Linked DNA regions of Mus musculus: region 1 is linked to region 2. A link is a loop called in an ENCODE intact Hi-C map of the cell type or tissue named here. Cell type or tissue: heart. All regions are shown on one strand.

Evidence for each region. Peaks named below come from ENCODE experiments on the same cell type or tissue, not always from the same donor. Only the 100,000 strongest peaks of a DNase experiment are listed, where the experiment ranks them.
Region 1: a loop joins it to region 2, with 1.9 times the contacts of the local background. A loop is called at or near these places in 4 of 42 quality-filtered maps.

Annotation. Positions count from the first base shown.
Region 1 is chr4:155,220,134-155,228,133 of GRCm38, forward strand. It overlaps Ski (ski sarcoma viral oncogene homolog (avian)), which reads right to left and starts at 2,402. Exons shown (of 7, transcript NM_011385.2): 1 at 1,419-2,402. The coding sequence starts at 2,387. Gm42364 (a long non-coding RNA gene) reads right to left here. Exons shown (of 2, transcript XR_881641.2): 1 at 7,291-8,000; 2 at 5,307-6,437. In heart, CTCF peaks have their summits at 1,852 and 3,328; DNase peaks (open chromatin) are centred at 238, 818, 1,738, 3,198 and 3 weaker places; H3K4me3 peaks cover 3,883 bases; H3K27ac peaks cover 3,925 bases.
Region 2 is chr4:155,125,006-155,133,005 of GRCm38, forward strand. Morn1 (MORN repeat containing 1) reads left to right here. Exons shown (of 14, transcript NM_001081100.1): 11 at 3,674-3,795; 12 at 3,878-3,960. Among named protein-coding and RNA genes, the nearest start is that of Morn1, 42 kb to the left of the region's middle. In heart, a CTCF peak has its summit at 4,276 (motif pointing right); DNase peaks (open chromatin) are centred at 3,606, 4,276 and 5,166; H3K4me3 peaks cover 276 bases; H3K27ac peaks cover 7,852 bases.

The sequences.
Region 1 (8,000 bases), 95 kb after region 2:
TACTCAGCAGTGGCTGGGACAAAGGGACCATGCTGGTCCTCTAAGCCTAGACAGAAAGACCACAAACACTCAGGACCAGACAAACACAAACACAGACACACCCAACTCAGACAAGACTCTCTGCCTGCTCCCAAGATAAGAGGCGTGAAAGTGTCCCAGAGGCACAGCCTCTCCAGTACCACATCTCTACAGTAGCCACACAAGGGTGCAACCACCCCAGACAGACAGGTCTCCGCTGGTGGGACCCTACAGCCAGGTCCATCTGAGAAGACCTGCCTGCAACATCTCCCACCCAGTGCACTGCCCCGGCTGTGGCGAAAGTGCCAAAGAACACACAGCATATGTACACTCCACAGCCCCCAGAGAATGAGGCGACCATCCTTCTTCAGAGCCCCTCCCCCCACAACTCTGACACGCTGCTGGAGGGGCGCCCAGAGAAAACCGGGCTGCAGCATCTATTCACAGATTTAGAAAAAAAAAAAAAAAAAGTTTGATGCAATAGCTTGAATTAATTAGGTCTCCCAAGAATAGCTGAGCCAATGCAGCATTCTGTGTGTGCAATTTAATAAGCCTGGATATTTAAAAGTTAAACATACTTAGGATGCATATGCAAAGAAACTTCCTGTGGACTCCAGTGAATGATTTAGGTACCAAGTGGCCCAGGAAATGCCCAAGCAGATCTCACAAAGCTTTCTTTGACTCACATACAACACAGCCTGGGCTGACGGGCCTCCACAACCAAGCACAAGAGCAACATAAGGAAATGGGTGAGACCAAAGAAACTGCAGACCATCAGCAACTCCGGCAGGCCGCTGACCACGCCAAAGTGGCCTTCGACGTGCACAAACAGGAGACACCAGGGGCTGCAAGTGCCAAGTCTCTGCCAAGACAGCTAGCTAGCTTCACTTTAGCTGTCTGTGCCCCAGTATTTAAAGGAAAAACAGGAGAGGCAGTAAACATGCATGGATACTCAGCTGAGGACCACAGGCAAGAAAGCATCCCAGCCACAAGAGAGAAAGGGGCAAGCTTCATTCTCATATGGACAACTCTGTCAAGGTCCCATGGTGATATGGGCCAGAAAGTCACAGCCTAGGTCCAGGCACTCTAACCTCCCAGAGCTTGAAGTTGCCACTTTCTCAGACCTTCAGAGCTTAGCCTGAATGGTCAAGGGCTATGAGCCCCGAGAGGGCTCTCCCGTTTACTCTACTCCATAAGAGCAGCGCTCAGACAACACGAAGATGGCCTTACCCACAAGAGACCGACAAGCCCCCTACTTTTCTAAAATCAAATCAACCCAAGGCCTGATAAGGTCGAACCACGAGCCCCAACCTTTTGAACCCAGAGGACCCAGAGCAGAAGGACCCCACCCACCCACCTTGAGCATAGTTTGCCAACCCCCAAGACCCGGGGACACTTACCCGGGGCACCCTCCGCTTGTACTTGTTGGCATAGTCGAACTTCTCCTTCACGTCGTCCAGGCAGCGGCCAAGGCGGGCCTGCTCCTCCTTGCCCGTGTAGTCCTGGCTCAGCAGGATGTAGGCCCGCCAGTTGGCTGAGTCGAAGCCCCAGTGGCAGGTCCGGTTCTCCAGGGCCTTGTGCGAGTGTACAACGAACTTGTGCGGCGGGTACATGAGGCGGCAGTCGAGGCACTGGATGCAGGCAGCGCTGGGACTGCTGTACAGCTCGGGCACCAGCAGCCCTTTGCACTTGCCGAAGCACTCGTGGTACACGCGGACGCTGCGTTCGCTGAGCTCCAGGCCCAGCGCCAGGCTGGCCGCCAACTCCTTCTTGCAAGGCGGCGGGTAGGCGCCGCCGTAGAGCAGCGCGTTGCACAGGCGCTCGGCGTCCGTCTTAGTGATGAGCCCGCAGGAGGGCGCGGAGAAGGGCAGGATGCCCATGACTTTGAGGATCTCCAGCTGGTCGGCGGTGCAGCGCGAGCAGTAGATGTGCAGCTCATCGCACACGGAGTTGATCTGCTGCAGTGAGAAGTCGCGCAGCACCGAGTTGAGGATCTGCGGCAGGCACAGACGCTTCTCACCTCCCACCACGAAACAAGAGATGGTCTCCCCTTCCAGCACGGTCTCACAGCGCTCGGTGGAGCGGTCCGACGGCATGAAGAAGGGCCCGGGAAGCACGGGCGGCGGCGGCTGGATGGCAGGCAGGTGCAGCACGGGCGGCGGCTCCGCGGCAGTGGGCACCGGCGCCGGCACTGTGGCCGCACCCGCCTCCTTGGCGCTCTCCTTCTTGTAGGCCTCCTGCGCCCAGCGCGCCGAGAAAGCGGCCGGGCCGCCCAGCGAGCTCATGGAGCTCAGGTGGAACTGCTCCAGCGTCTTCTGCAGCCCCGGGTGCGGCTGGAAGCCGCCCCGGCCGGCCGCTGCAGCTTCCATGGTGCGATCGGGCTCCCCCGGCCGCTCCCGCTCCCGTGCGCCCGGGCCCCCACGGCCTCCGCCGCCGCCCCGCGCACCCCGCCGCCGCCCGCGACCGCGGCCACGACCGCCCCCCGTCGCCGGTTCACGGCCGATCACGGCCCCGGCCTCGGCCTCGCCCGGGGGCGCGAAGGCGAAGGCGGGCGGGGCGAAGGGGTCCCGCCGCTGGAGCCCGCCGCCGCCCGGGCCCGGCGCCACATCCACGCGCCCCGCGCCGCGCCCGCCGCCGCCCGGGCCCCCCGCGCGCGCGGCGCGCCGCCGCTGCCCCGCTCCTCCCACCGCGCGGCGCCCGCTCGGCTCGTCCCGGCGGTGCTGACCGGCCGCGTCGCGCCCGCCGCCGGCCCCTGGCGGCCTGCCCGCCCGCGCGGCCGCCTGCCGGCTCCCGGCCGCCCGCTGGCCCGCGCGCGCGGCTCCCGGGACGGCGGAGGCGCCTCTGGCCCGCGGCCTCAGAGCGCCGCGGCGGCGCGGGGCTCTGCGCACTGGGCGCACATCTTTCCGGCGGCTCGCTCCGGCTCGGACTGAGCGCCGGGAGCTGAGCTCACGCCGCCGCGCGCCGCCCCGCCCCGTACCGCCCCGCCCCGCCCGCGCCAGCCCCGCCTCCCGCGTTGTTTGTTGCCGTGCGTCCGCCTCAGCCGGAGTGCGGGCCAGGAATGTGACCAGCTCCGGGCGGGCTCTTCCAAGAACGCGCGCTCCCCCTCCCGGGCTCAGTGGCGCTCGGCTACGCCCGGACCGGACTCGGCCAAGCTCGGCTTTGTCCGCCCACAGCTCGACTCCGCTCGGCTCCCCCGTACCGGAGCTCGGCCCCTCTCGGCAGTGCTCGGCCCCGCTCGGCCCTACTCGGTACCGGCTCGGCCCTGCTCGGCCCTACTCGGTCTCGCTCGGCCCCGCCTTGTGGAGGCCACTGGAGGCGGCCACAGCGGAGGCGCCTGGGGCCCCCCTTCCGGCCGAGGCCGCTTCCTGCGCGGCTGGGAAGACTCCGGTCCTGCTGCCACCACGGTCTTGGGGCCCCCGAAACCCACAAGGCCCCTGCCACAACCACAGGCCAGCTGAGCGGCGGTCCGCAGTAGATCTGCGCCGCTGCCGCCCTACATCCCGGGGTTCCCGTTCTAGGTAGACACTGTGAAGTAACCTTCACTCCCCACACTGCTGGACGTCGTGCTCCACGAGACACTCATAACAAGGACACCACAAAACAAAACCCAGGTTCCCTTCCTCATAGCAAGGATGCCACAAAACATTCGGGTTCTGATACAAGAACGTCTCAAAGCACCCTAGGGTCGCCACACAACCGAAGTTCCTACCCCCATATGATAGGGGCAACACAAACACGCATTCCAGGTGACATAAAGGACACCACAGAACACTCATGCCAGGTTACTCTTATGTTGAGAAGATAGCTCAAAAACCCATGTGCCTGCACAAAGAACCACTCAAGGTCTTCAGAGCAGGACTGCCCAAAGTACTTCTGGGTTTCCATGTGTAGTGATATACAGAACTCCACACTCAAGAACAACACAGGATTGCAGAGCTCACAGCATGACCTAGGGATGCAGAGGAGGTACAGCTATGGAGAGTCCCTGTGTCACTCACTGGCAGGTAACACCGACTACCCCATGAACTGTGACCCAGCCTCTCATCAGTGATATAGGTACCAGCAACATCTGTCTACTGGACCCTGTTCTGTGAGGTGGGAACTTAGGAACGTAATCCTATATTGAAGAAGCTGCGTCTAGTAGCTTTTGGCCCTTCTTGAGCCAGCCATTAGCCAATAGCTTGGACAGCAGATCTCTGTGATTCTCAGGCTGGCAGCTGCTATGATCCTTACCCTGCATCCTCCAGGACTGGGAACCAAGTATCCATGTGCATAGCAGGTATCTAGGTTACGGCCTGAGTAGGACTACACTGGCCCTCCATATATTGGCTATACATTGGGATCAAAGTAAGGCAATCTTGCAGAGTGTCACCCAAAGTAGCTAACATATAACAAAAGGGCTGACACAAGGATTCAAAACCAGACCCTGAAGGACAGTTTAAGTGAAGAAGTGAGAAATTTCCCCCTCAAAGACCCAGGGCCTCAAACTGGCCTGGGCACAGGCCTTTCCTGATTGGTGAAGTAAGAGGGCCATACCCAGGGCGGCCTGAGTTATCTTCAGCTTTTGACAAGTTTCTGACCTCCTGGGTAAGACCAGAACAGACACAAGCCAACACTCCCAGACACAGTGCCTACCTTGGAGCTGGCCAGGCATCTCTGTGCAAGCCTCAGCTGCTCCTACCTCAAGGCAGGCCTTGATATTCAAAGTCTGGAAGCTAGATAGTTCCCTGTATGAAGACAAAAGTCCGCTCCTGTGTTCCCACCGTGCCCAGGGGATCATCCTTCCGTGTTAGCACAACTCGGGCTCCCAGTTTACTCTTCTGACTTCATTCATAATGAGGAGTTCCCACTCTTAGCTCTCTCTTCTGTCAATACATGCGACAACTGGTAAGGGATTGGCAGGATAGCTCATCAGGTAAATGGTTGCCCTCAAGCCTGACAGTCGGGGGTAGAAAGAGAAAAATGCTCCCATGACTTGTCTGCTGACTTCCGTACGTGCACTATGCCATGAGCCTCCCCACAACTTAAAGATCTTTTTTTCAGTGTAGCAAAATAAGCAGTTGGGTTTTTTTATTTTTTTTTTAAAGACAGCTAATTATTTCATGAAGGGAATATTTACAAAACAAAAGAGACTTAGTTGTATCCCTGTAGATAGCTTTGTCTGCACACGTGCAGACTCCATACAAATTAATGTGACGTTTGAGAGAGTGACTTCCTTGCATGGGGTTATATTCCACCCAAATCAGGCAAATTGTAATCCAAAGAAGGTGACTTAGACAGCCCTTGAATGATCTATGCAAGCTAAAACACACTTTTTATTTTTACTCAAGCACTTGGGAACAGAATCAAACAGATCTCTGGGTTCCAGCCTAGCCTAGCCTACACAGTGAGGCCCATCTCAAAACAAACAAACAAGGAAGTTATGATCTTTATCTTAGTGGGGCCCTGGGCACCAGTCTGGGTGTCCAGTGCTTTCAAAGATGCTAAAATGCGTCCTGTAGCTATCTTAAGACCCAAGCAGGGACTAGCATTGACTCCTAGGTACAGAACCCAGCGAAGCAGCCATGGCCAGGTACAACATAAAGGTACTTGTCCCTAAAGGGCATATAGGAAGGAGTAAAGAGCCCTAGAAAACAAGAAGGGTCTCAGGCTGGCTTCTCTGGCTTACGAACTCAACGAACTCAGAGGTTTCCCCTCCATTCAAGAGGACTGGGTTCCATTCAAGCAGCCGGATCCACAGGGTCAGGGCAGCTGTGACAGACAGAGCTAGCAAGGCTCCATGGGTTCCCCGAGCTCAGTGGAGGTTTTTCCACCTGCTGGCTTTCTTCCTTCAACCCCTCCCACAGCTGTCCTGGCCCGTGACACAATCATGCTATGGGCCAGGCCTCCATGAGGGTAAATGGAGCATCTAAGCCTTAGGCACAGTCATGTCGGCTGAAGAATTGGAGGCTTGGTGCCTGCCTAGAGAACCTCCAGCATGCGGGCAGTAGCAGGGACCCAACTACCAGGCCCACCAAGCTCACCGCCTGGACCTTGCCATACTGGTGTGCTTAGACAGCTGGTCAAATGCTGGTCTCCCTTCCATATGTGCACACTTGCTGATCTCCCTGGACAAGTGTCAGCTGGGGCCTGGGACTGGTGAGAAAGGAGAATTGCCTGTGTATGAAAATGCTAGAGTGAAACTATATGCTAACTTAGAAATTAAAGAATATAAAGAGAAAGAAGGAAAGGAACCATGTGTTATGAGGTGATACCGTGTGACTTCCCGTCATACCTGTAAACATGTGTTTGCACAAACATGCCCATCCCTCCTGGCTTTACCCACTGGAGGAGGGACTCTGAGCACCTGTCTCTGAGCATCAGAGACAATGCAAGGCACAGACCTCGGGCTTCTGCATTCCAGTCTCCCAGAAAAGACCCTGGGGAGAAACAGGGAGAAGCAGGTAAGCCTGGGACAGGCGAGAATGAAGGCATGCACAGGGGACACAGAGAGGATTTGTGAGAGCTCCCCTTAGCCAGGTCAGAAGGTGAAATGGATAACAGGGATGGGTAGTAATCACAGAGTAAGATAAGAAATCACAAGTTCATACACATTTAATATTTACTAAAATGTAATAGTTAAAGGGTAAATGAGAACCATTTGCCTATTTAAAAGCATTCTCCCCCCACTCCCCCCACAACCCGCTTATTTGTTACACAGGGAAAAGAGTAGTAATTTCCCAGTAGAGATTCCGGAAGCTACCATTTTAACAGAGCCACCAGAGTGGATACCATGAGTGATAATAAATCGCTGCCCCACCTCTCAGTGTGAGCAGACCCTGCACCCACCTCTGTCACTATCTCCAAGACTCACAACCTACTTCTAACTATGACAGGTCGTCAGTAATGAGACATCAAACACAGACCTGGGCACTCTCCCTGGAAGCCTCAGAAAGAGCCTTTATAGCCATCAGAGCCACTGCAGACAGGGAAAGACCTGGCTCGCTGAAGGCTCACCAGGACAAAGAGACAATGACATTTCAGTCAACCATGTGCTCCAGACAGGTTGACCTATCTTGTCACAACAAAAGGCACTACTGGGACAACCTGGATCATATCTCAGTCCCAACATGACCCGCTTAGGATGGCCCTGTTAGGGTATTACAAAAAAAAAAAAAAATCGTCCTTGAGGTATGGAGAAGTGCCATGTTAGCCGCTGAGTGTCAGAGAGATGGACTCGTGGGTTACTCTCCCAGCATATGTGTAAGTCTGAGATGGTGTCAGAGTACAAACCTTATTGTGTGAGGCAGGCTGAGTTCTTCATCTCTGCCGAGTGCGTATGAACAACAGAACAGTCTAGAGAGGCTAGAGAAGGTCCTCCTATGGATCCTGTGGGAACAGAGAGGGCACCAGAGCACGTGCTACAACTTAGCCAAGACAGTACAAGGTTCCCTTCTCAGTCTAAGCACAAATACAAAAATAAATACACCAGGAGGAAAATGTGCTGTTTAAACATTCAACGAAAATGGACAAGGAGAGGTAGAGATAAGCACGGGACCTACTCAAGCCACAGTTGTAAGAATGAAGACCAGATTGAGTCCTGGGGGAGATTCCATCCAGTGAAGGATAGGGATTAAGCCCAGAGTGGGACAGAGCAAGGTCAAGTGTCTTCTGTTCTGAGAGAGTAGCAGGGATTGGACTTCTGTCAAGACAAGAGCTAAGAAAGGGCTGTCCAGTCTGAGGACAATCAGCTCGGACCAATCGAGAGGATAGAAGGAACCAAGAAAATATGGAACCAAACAGGATGCATCTAGTTGTCTCAAACTGGGTGGAGAGCTTGTTGGAAGATATAAGAGAAATTACCTTGGATCCGGAGAAAACTCAGGGGATTAAAAAAAGAAAGCAAAGAGAATACTAACTTCAGGAAAAAACAAAGAGAAAAATACAAGCAGAGTTTACTACTTGGCTCAGTTGTGAATAATATTTACATAGTTATAGTGGTA
Region 2 (8,000 bases):
GAGAGGTCAGGCTGCCTGCTCTGATCCCTAGCAGAGCCTCTTCCCTGACTCCAGCCCCCTCCCTTGAGGTGGTCCAGCAACCTTTATCTTGCTGATAAAGTCATAATTGCCACCAGCACTGGCAGGCCTTAGGGTTGGTTTCCAAAGATTAAGAATCCCATCCCTGGGCCCTTGGATTGGGGGAGGTAAGCAGATGTAGCTCCAGGGCAGAGGAGCCTCCAAAAATGTAGCAGAAATATCCATAAGGCTAGGTAGCTACAAATGTAGCAGAAATATCCATAGCACTCGGTAGCTACAAAGTATCTGCTGTAAAACCCTTGCCCCAGAACTGGTGAAAGTGAGAACCCCAACCCCACAGCCCAGGGTGGTCTCTCAGCTGCAGGGATGGCGTGGCGTAAAGTGTTGTAATACCTCTCCTGCAAGTGACTGACTCCCTGCCCCTCTCCCCGCCCCCACCCGAAGCTGTCCAAGGCTGGAAGGCAGACACTCCTATTGACAGCACTGTTCCCCTATCTGATAACAGCTCAGTGGCTTATCACTCCTCGGCAGTAAGATCTTAAGCCTTGAGGAGGCTTTTGCCTTATCTCTCTTATGGACCACGTTTGCAGACTGGGTGGACACAGGTGAAGTGGTTGCCCCAGGGTGAACTGAGTAAGAGGGACACACCACAACCAGAGAGATTCCCGGCAGCTGGGGCAAAACTGGTCAGGACATCCCCAGGTGTTACCTGCAACAGTCTGTGTAGCATGATGGGAAGGGAACACCAAGCCCTGGGGACACAAGAGGTGGCTGGTGAGAGGGACTCTAGGGCTATCTGAAGAATGGGTAGCCTCAGGGTGCAGAGGGGAAGGGCTCAGTCTGAGGATTGAGGAGGGGGTTGCTCTGTCTGAACCAGTCTTATGCTGGGGGCAGGGGTGAGAAGTGAGTTCCAGGGCAGCCTGGGGACAGAGAGCCCAGGTGGGACCATCACAGCCTGGGCTCAAGCACAAGGCTCCAGAGTTGCCCAGGGAGCAGAATAGTGAGAAGAGTGGGGACACGGGACTGGACAAAGGCTGTTTCTCTGTTAAGGGGGAGGACAGGAGTTGTGTCTAGAGGCTCAAGTGCTTGTGGCTGTACTATGTGGATATCCTGGGACAGTGTGTGTCTATTGCAGGAAACTGTGTATCTGCTCTCCCAGGGGTAAGGAGTTGGGGCTGCGCTGAATGAATGTGACACTCAAGAAGAGAGAGAAGGGGGTCTGCTCAGAAGAACAGAGACCAACTTAAGTGAGGGGTACCCGCAGCAGGGCCTGGTGTGGTGTGGGGCTGGGCAGTAGCCAGTGATGATGGGGTAGGACAGGTGACAGTCAGGACAGGTGACTGTCCCCCCGAAGCCTGGGTGCAGAGGGACAGGTGACAGTCCCCCCTCCCCTTGAGTTTGGGTACAGAGGGACAACTGACAGTCCCCTGAAGCCAGGGCACAGAGGGACAGGTGACAGTCCCCCAAAACCTGGGTACAGAGGGACAGGTGACAGTCCCCTGAAGCCTGGGTGCAGAGGGTACTGACTGTGTTCTTATGAAACCTGGGTCCTCATCCGCCGTGGACAAGCCATGGACAGAAGCATACATGTTCCTGGGCAGCTGAACTGTCAGTCAGCTTCACCTCACACTTCTAAGAGCAACCAGCAAGGCCTCCAGCTGGCAGTCCTGCCAAGTGGCCCCTTTCCTCCAGGGAAACCGCATACTTGTGGGTGCCTCTCTCCCCTTTCCTCAGCCATGAGTCACCCCTCCTCTAAGAGCTCCCACCAGATACGCACAGGGTTAGTATAGGGGGAGCAGCTGAGGACCTTGGGTGGCCTGCCTGAACACCATCCCTGCAGAGCAAAGGCCTGTTGAGGCAGCAGTCTGTTATGCCCCAAGGATCAAAGAGGCAAAGGCAGGAAGTGAAGGCCTCTCTGACTTGTAACAAGTGTTGTGGCCTACCAGGCAGCCTTTCTTGGGGCAGGGAGAGGTCTGCCACACATCCAGACGGCCTCAAGTGCCAACCCTGTGTAGACTGAGGAGCTGGACTCCATGTCATCCTTCCCATGAAGCATTGTGGTTAGCATCAGTAATGGGAATGTCCTGTTGTCATGGCTACCGTTCATCTTGTCTGAACTTGCAGTTTCCAGCAACAACATGGCAGCAGGGAGGTCATCAGATGAGCGGCACTGAGCAGCTGCTCTGGAGGTGCCAGCTGGCCGCTGTGACTTCTGGAGAAGTCCTTTAGCTGTGTGACCAGAACCTCCTAGCCCGAGGGGTGCAGACATTCATAGCCTTGGACCCATCAGATCCTGCTGGGTCTGTACACTACTCCACTCCCTAGAACCAGTACATGGCCAGTCAGAGCCTGACGTACAGGGCCACCCAGCAGTCACCCTAACTGTGCACAAGCCTCTGAGATATGAAGACAGAGCTGGGATCTTAATGCCAAAAGTTGCTCCTTTTCTTTGTTTGTTTTCTTTGTTTTTTTTCAAGACCCAGTTTCTCTGTAACCCTGGCTGTCCTGGAACTTGCTCTGAAGGAGGTGGCAGAGCACAGCCCACATGGTCCTCCAGTGTACAGAGAGCTAGAAACCACGTTGTCAGCATTGCGGTTCCCAGTCACTGCCCAGGACATCAGTGGTGCAAGGCACAGAGCTGCGGGGAAGGACGTTAGCTCAGAAATGCCCTTGCATAAGAAAAAGGTTTTTATTAGTGCACCATAAGACAAAATTAATACACCTCTGAGAGAAATAATTCTCCCACCTGTAATCTGGAGATATTTCAGAGGCCCAGCTCTTGCAAACCGGGGCTCTGGGGAAGGGACATTAATGTCTCTGGCCCCAGGGCCCTGTCTAACACAGAGATGAAAGATGCTCCCCCACTCAGCCTAGTCCCACCAAGGAGCCGGCCAGAGTCTTCCTATCTGAAGACCCCTTTTCCTCAAAGAGACATTGTCTTAAGGCATCTCAGCACCCTTAATGATGCTGGCCCAAACTGTACCCCCTCTTCGAACTGCCCTCTGTTCTACCCTTGTCTTCCTGCCTTTGCTGTGCAAGTCTTTCATGAAACACCCCATCTCCTCTGTAGCTCATCTGAGGCTCCTGCTCTAGCCAGAGTCCCCCTACACACACACACACACACACACACACACACACACACACACAGACACCATCTTGGACCTCTGGCTCTTAGGAGGTCACATCTCTTCTCCAATAAAGAACCTTCAGGATAAGGGCCATTGGAAGGACCCTGGAGCTTAGTCCTACAGGAAAGTGGACTGTGGTGTGCTATGTGTTTGGGAAGGACCACCTGTCCACTCTGACCGTGCCTTGCCACTCTGCTGCCCCACCCACGCTGCCTGCTCTATAGCCCTCTTCGCACACTCCCTTCCACACACTGTCCTATCCACTCTGCCCGGCCCATGCTTCTGATCCAAGCTCCTCTTGTCTGCCCTGCGTGTCCACAGTTATCTCCCAGCCTCCACACTTCCCTGTCCACACTCCTCTCTCTTTTGGGCTAGCTGAGAGAAATACCCAGGACAAAGGTTTGTCCCCAGCCAGGCTCTGCTTCGTGCCCCCCGTCCACTCACCCGATGACAGTGAAACTCTCCGTCTGCTCAGGGTTCACAGGGCCTCTCTCTGTTTTATTTTTCCGGGTAAAACTTCCGCCCAGCCAGGAGACACAAACCCTGCTGTCAGCAAGTGGACCACGGCTGTGCCGAGTTTGTGGACATCCTCCTCGGAGCCCCTCCGCCTGGCATGCAGCCTTACCTGTTCCTGCCCGGCACGCTGGAGGTAGGCCTCGAGGCCATAGGGGGATCTGCTTTACCACCCCAGGCTCCTCTGAACCTTTTCTCTCCTTCTGCCTGACCCACAGAAGACTCTCGGCAGGCCTAAAGGTGGCCCAAGTTCCCCAGAGGTGCTGCCCACTGCCCAGGAACCTCTAAAAGGCACCAACAGGTAAGATGTGCACTAGCTGGGGTCTGCCGCAGCCAAGCCCCGGCCTTTGTCACCTACCTTTGGCACCTTAGCTGCCTCTAGGCCTGCCTCTCTGAGGGCACCATGGTGAGGGGCCCTGCGAGGTGAGGGTCAGGAGTTGTAGGGCGTCTAGGAAGACAGACCACATGCCCAGAGCCTGTCACCAGAGAGTGAGCCTCCGAGTGCAGCACCCATGTCTCTATGGCTGATGGCCACTCTCTAAGTAGCTCACCCAGTAAAAGCCCAAGGGGAACAAGAGAGTGCTACTGTCCTCTTGCTGCAAGCCCTACACCCCAACACCAGGTGGAGCCCCAGGAGGCCTGGTAGCAGGGTCCAGGGAAAGGCTACAGGTCCCTCAGAAGTAGTTAGCACTCAACAATGGATATATATCAGGCAGGGATCACTGGAGCAGGTGGGGCACTCAGAGAATGGACATGTTTTCCCAACCTTCCATGCCAGGGTATGCTGTGCGTATACCCAGTCAGGCGCCGTAACTAGCCCCCTGTCACAGGAGAAGCAGCTGAGGTATGAGGGCTTACCATTCAGCAATGGCCCTCTTAAATCAAGTCTGGATTTCTGTCTGACAAATCTGAGGGCTGCTTGTCACCGTGAGAGGTAAAGAGACAGCGTGTCTGCCGACTCAGCAGGATGTGGCAGCCAGCGCCACCCCCACTGCTCTAGCACCTATGAGCCATGGCATGGTAGGTACCTTGTAGAACACCAGCACCCACATACCAGGTGTTCCGCTAGTGAAACATGTGGGGTGTAGGCCTTATTGGACCTAGTTGGAGCATGAAGTCCTAACAGTTCCTGAGAGACTAGCCAGCAGGGCTGGCAAGAGCCAAGGAGGCCTGTGGACTAGAGAACATTGCTCCTGAAGTAGCCAGGAGAGAGCTTAGGAGACAGGTGAAGGGTGCCTGCAGTTACCAGCCGGATCTCTCGGGAGATTGTGGCAGCCTTCTTCCCTATGCAGAGGGCAGGAGCCCAAGAGTGTCCTGAGAGAACTGCCTTAGTGTGGGGCTCACACGAAATGCCCAGCGCAGGGCCAGAGCAGACTGACCCAACAGCAAGGCTAGAGAGAAGAGCTGTGCGTGCTGGGGCTGGAAGGAGGGCCTGTGGCCTGCCAGAGCTGAGCTGCCTGCTGGCGCTCCTGCAGCAGGATTGCTCATCGGTGACGCAGTGGGTGTAGGACGAGCCAGGAACACTGGAGGCTGGTAAAGTGCTGGCAGACTGACAAGCCTTTGATGCCCCTTAAAAGGCGGCACTGGGACAGAGCCTCGTACAGCGGGAGATGTGTCCCGTGCTACTCTGAGTCAGGGTCTGTGAATCGACCACGGAGCGTGTTTGTACAACAGCCAAAGCTGATTTAAAAATATAACCAAGATCTGGCTAGTGTAGAGCTACCATGGGCCCAGTGTTTCCTCCTAGAGAGGATATGAGAGCTGACAGTGAGCACCAGGGTCATTTACGTTTGCTACCTCAAGGCCCAGGGTGCTCTGCCTCACCCTGTGGAGATCCACTGCCAAGGCTGTCAGGAACACGTTTCTTCCTTCAACCAAAGGCTTTTGTTGCCTCCTTCAGAAAAGATGGAAGATAGCCAGGCCCTTTCCCACCCACCGCCCACTAAGGAGCTCTAAGGTGTCTGGAACTAAGTGACCACAGAATAAGAATCCTGGACCCCAAGAAGCAGCCAAGTCGTGTGCAAATGCAAAGTGGCCCATGTGCTCAGTGTGTGCTTGGGACCCTGCTTGGCCTGTTTTCTGTATTTCCTCTGACAGCAGAGTGTTCCTGGCTACAGGCAGTCATCAGACTCCACCTTCCACTACCGAGATGAAGGTCATTCTCCTGGGAGCCTTGCCTCTGAGCAGCCGCGGGTCTCCTGTTTCCAGAATATTGAAACACCAGGGCGAACTTTAAGATTTTTTTATTCGTTTATTTTTGAGATAGGATCTAGTGTAGCCCAGGCTGGCTGACGGTTGTTGAGGGTGACCTTGAATTTGCAATCCTCCTGCCTCCCACTGCTAAGTGTTAGGGTTACAGGCCTGCACTGCCACCCCTGGTTTATATAGTGCTGGGAATGGAACCCCGTGTGTGTGCATAATAGGCAAGCAGTCTACCAACTGAGCTACATCCCAGAGAGGCAATGTGGTTAGAGCAACTGTCATCTATACACAAACCTTGGCCTCATGAAGCTCCCCAGCCACCTCAGTACCATGTTCTCGGGGCCATGAGGTCTCTTGTCTCTTCTGACTTGGCCACCCTTACCATGCAAATGCTGTCTTCTAGGAATGCTCACCTCAAGGCATTGTCCAGGGCTCCTCAGTTCTGTCCCCTAAATACCTCAAATCTCCTGTGAGAGTTTGTCCCTTTCCCTAGAAAGAATGTGGGAGCCTTGGGCAGGGTCTGTCCCCACTTTGTCCCCAGGACCTGTGGCAATCAAAGGATTCCATCCTCCTCCTGTTGTTCAGTTATCAGGTCCTTAAGTCCTTTGACCTTCCAGGATTCTAGGACACCTGTCTTTTCCAGAAGCATTGCCTAGCCCTGCAATCTAGGAGGGCTCCAATATCTTGGTTTGCACTGAAGAGCCCAGTAGCCTCATGGGGGTGTCCTTCTGGCCTGATCCCCTCACCTAAGTAGGGCATCCTTGAGGGCCTCAGGCTAGGTACGGGGAAGAGTGAAGGCCACCAGCTGCCGCTCTGTATAAGGAGCCTGGCTGGTGAGCCTCTGCTGGACTCCTGAGGTCTGAGCTTGGAGTCAAAAAGACTCAGACCAGACCTGCAGTGCTTCCCCTCCCCCAGTACTCAGAGAGCGCGAATTCAAGTGTTCCTCAGCCCCCGAGTCTTCTGTCATGTTGGCACCATATCACCTCTGACCCCAGACTACTCAGACCTAGCATGGGGCCCCAACCCCACCTGGTTCTGCCTGTTGGCCTACTGCTGCCCGGCTACCGGGAACACCTTGAGGATCTGTGACCCAGCATTTGCCATACTTTGTGCCCGAATGTTCTTACCACTCCCAACCACACAGAGACACAGCCATGGAGTTACAGCTGTCCCGAGCAAACCCTTGCTCTGGTTCTTCCAGGGATCTCCAAGAGGGTCTAGCTGTGATCACTTGGGTCCCTAGCTTTCTAGTTAGTCTCTAGAGAGAGGTAGGACCGCAGGGCTACATCCCCTGTCCCTGCCTAGCCCAGCTGGACTGGCTGCCATGCCTGGTTCATAGTTCATAACCTTCCCTCTCTCCTGGCAAAGACTGGAGTCTGAGGCCAAGATGCCAAGGAGGGAACAGTTTCAGCCAGCTCAGGTATGCACATTTCAGACATCACACTGCACACTGACTCAGCCTGCCAGGCCTGAGGAGAAGGAAGCCCCTCACACTTGCTGGAAGATGATGTCTGAACTGGAAGCCACTACAGCCCCCTTGGAGCCCTCCCACCCTCCGCCCCTCAGCATAGAAACATGGCTCCAACGCCCAGGAGGCTTGTAGGTGGAGAAGCTGAGAAGTTCAGACAGCTGTCATCCCACCAAGAGTGACCCAAGAGTGATCCTGTCGATGGCATCAGGGGTGGGCCCAGGCCATGCTGGGACTATATCTCTGAGGGCACACCTGACTCCACACTACAGTCTCCGAGTTAGGGTCTCAGTTGCTGCAATGAATCGTCATGACCCTGAGGAGGAAAAGGATTATTCAGCTTATACACCTTCCACCCCACATCACTGTTTATCACTGAAGGAAGTCAGGATAGGAACTCACACAGGGCAGGAACCTGGAGGTAGGAGCTGATGCAGAGGCCATAGAGGGGTGCTGCTTACTGGCTTGCTTATCATGGCTTACTCACCCTGCTTTGTTCGTTCGTTTGTTTGTTTTGTTCTTGTTTTGTTTTTCGAGTTTCTCTGTGTACCCCTGAGTGACCTGAAATTCTATCTATAGACCAGGCTGGCCTCGAACTCATATAAATCTACCTGCCTCGGCCTCCTGAGTGCTAGGGACTAAAGGCGTGTGCCACCATGCCCGGTCTCAGT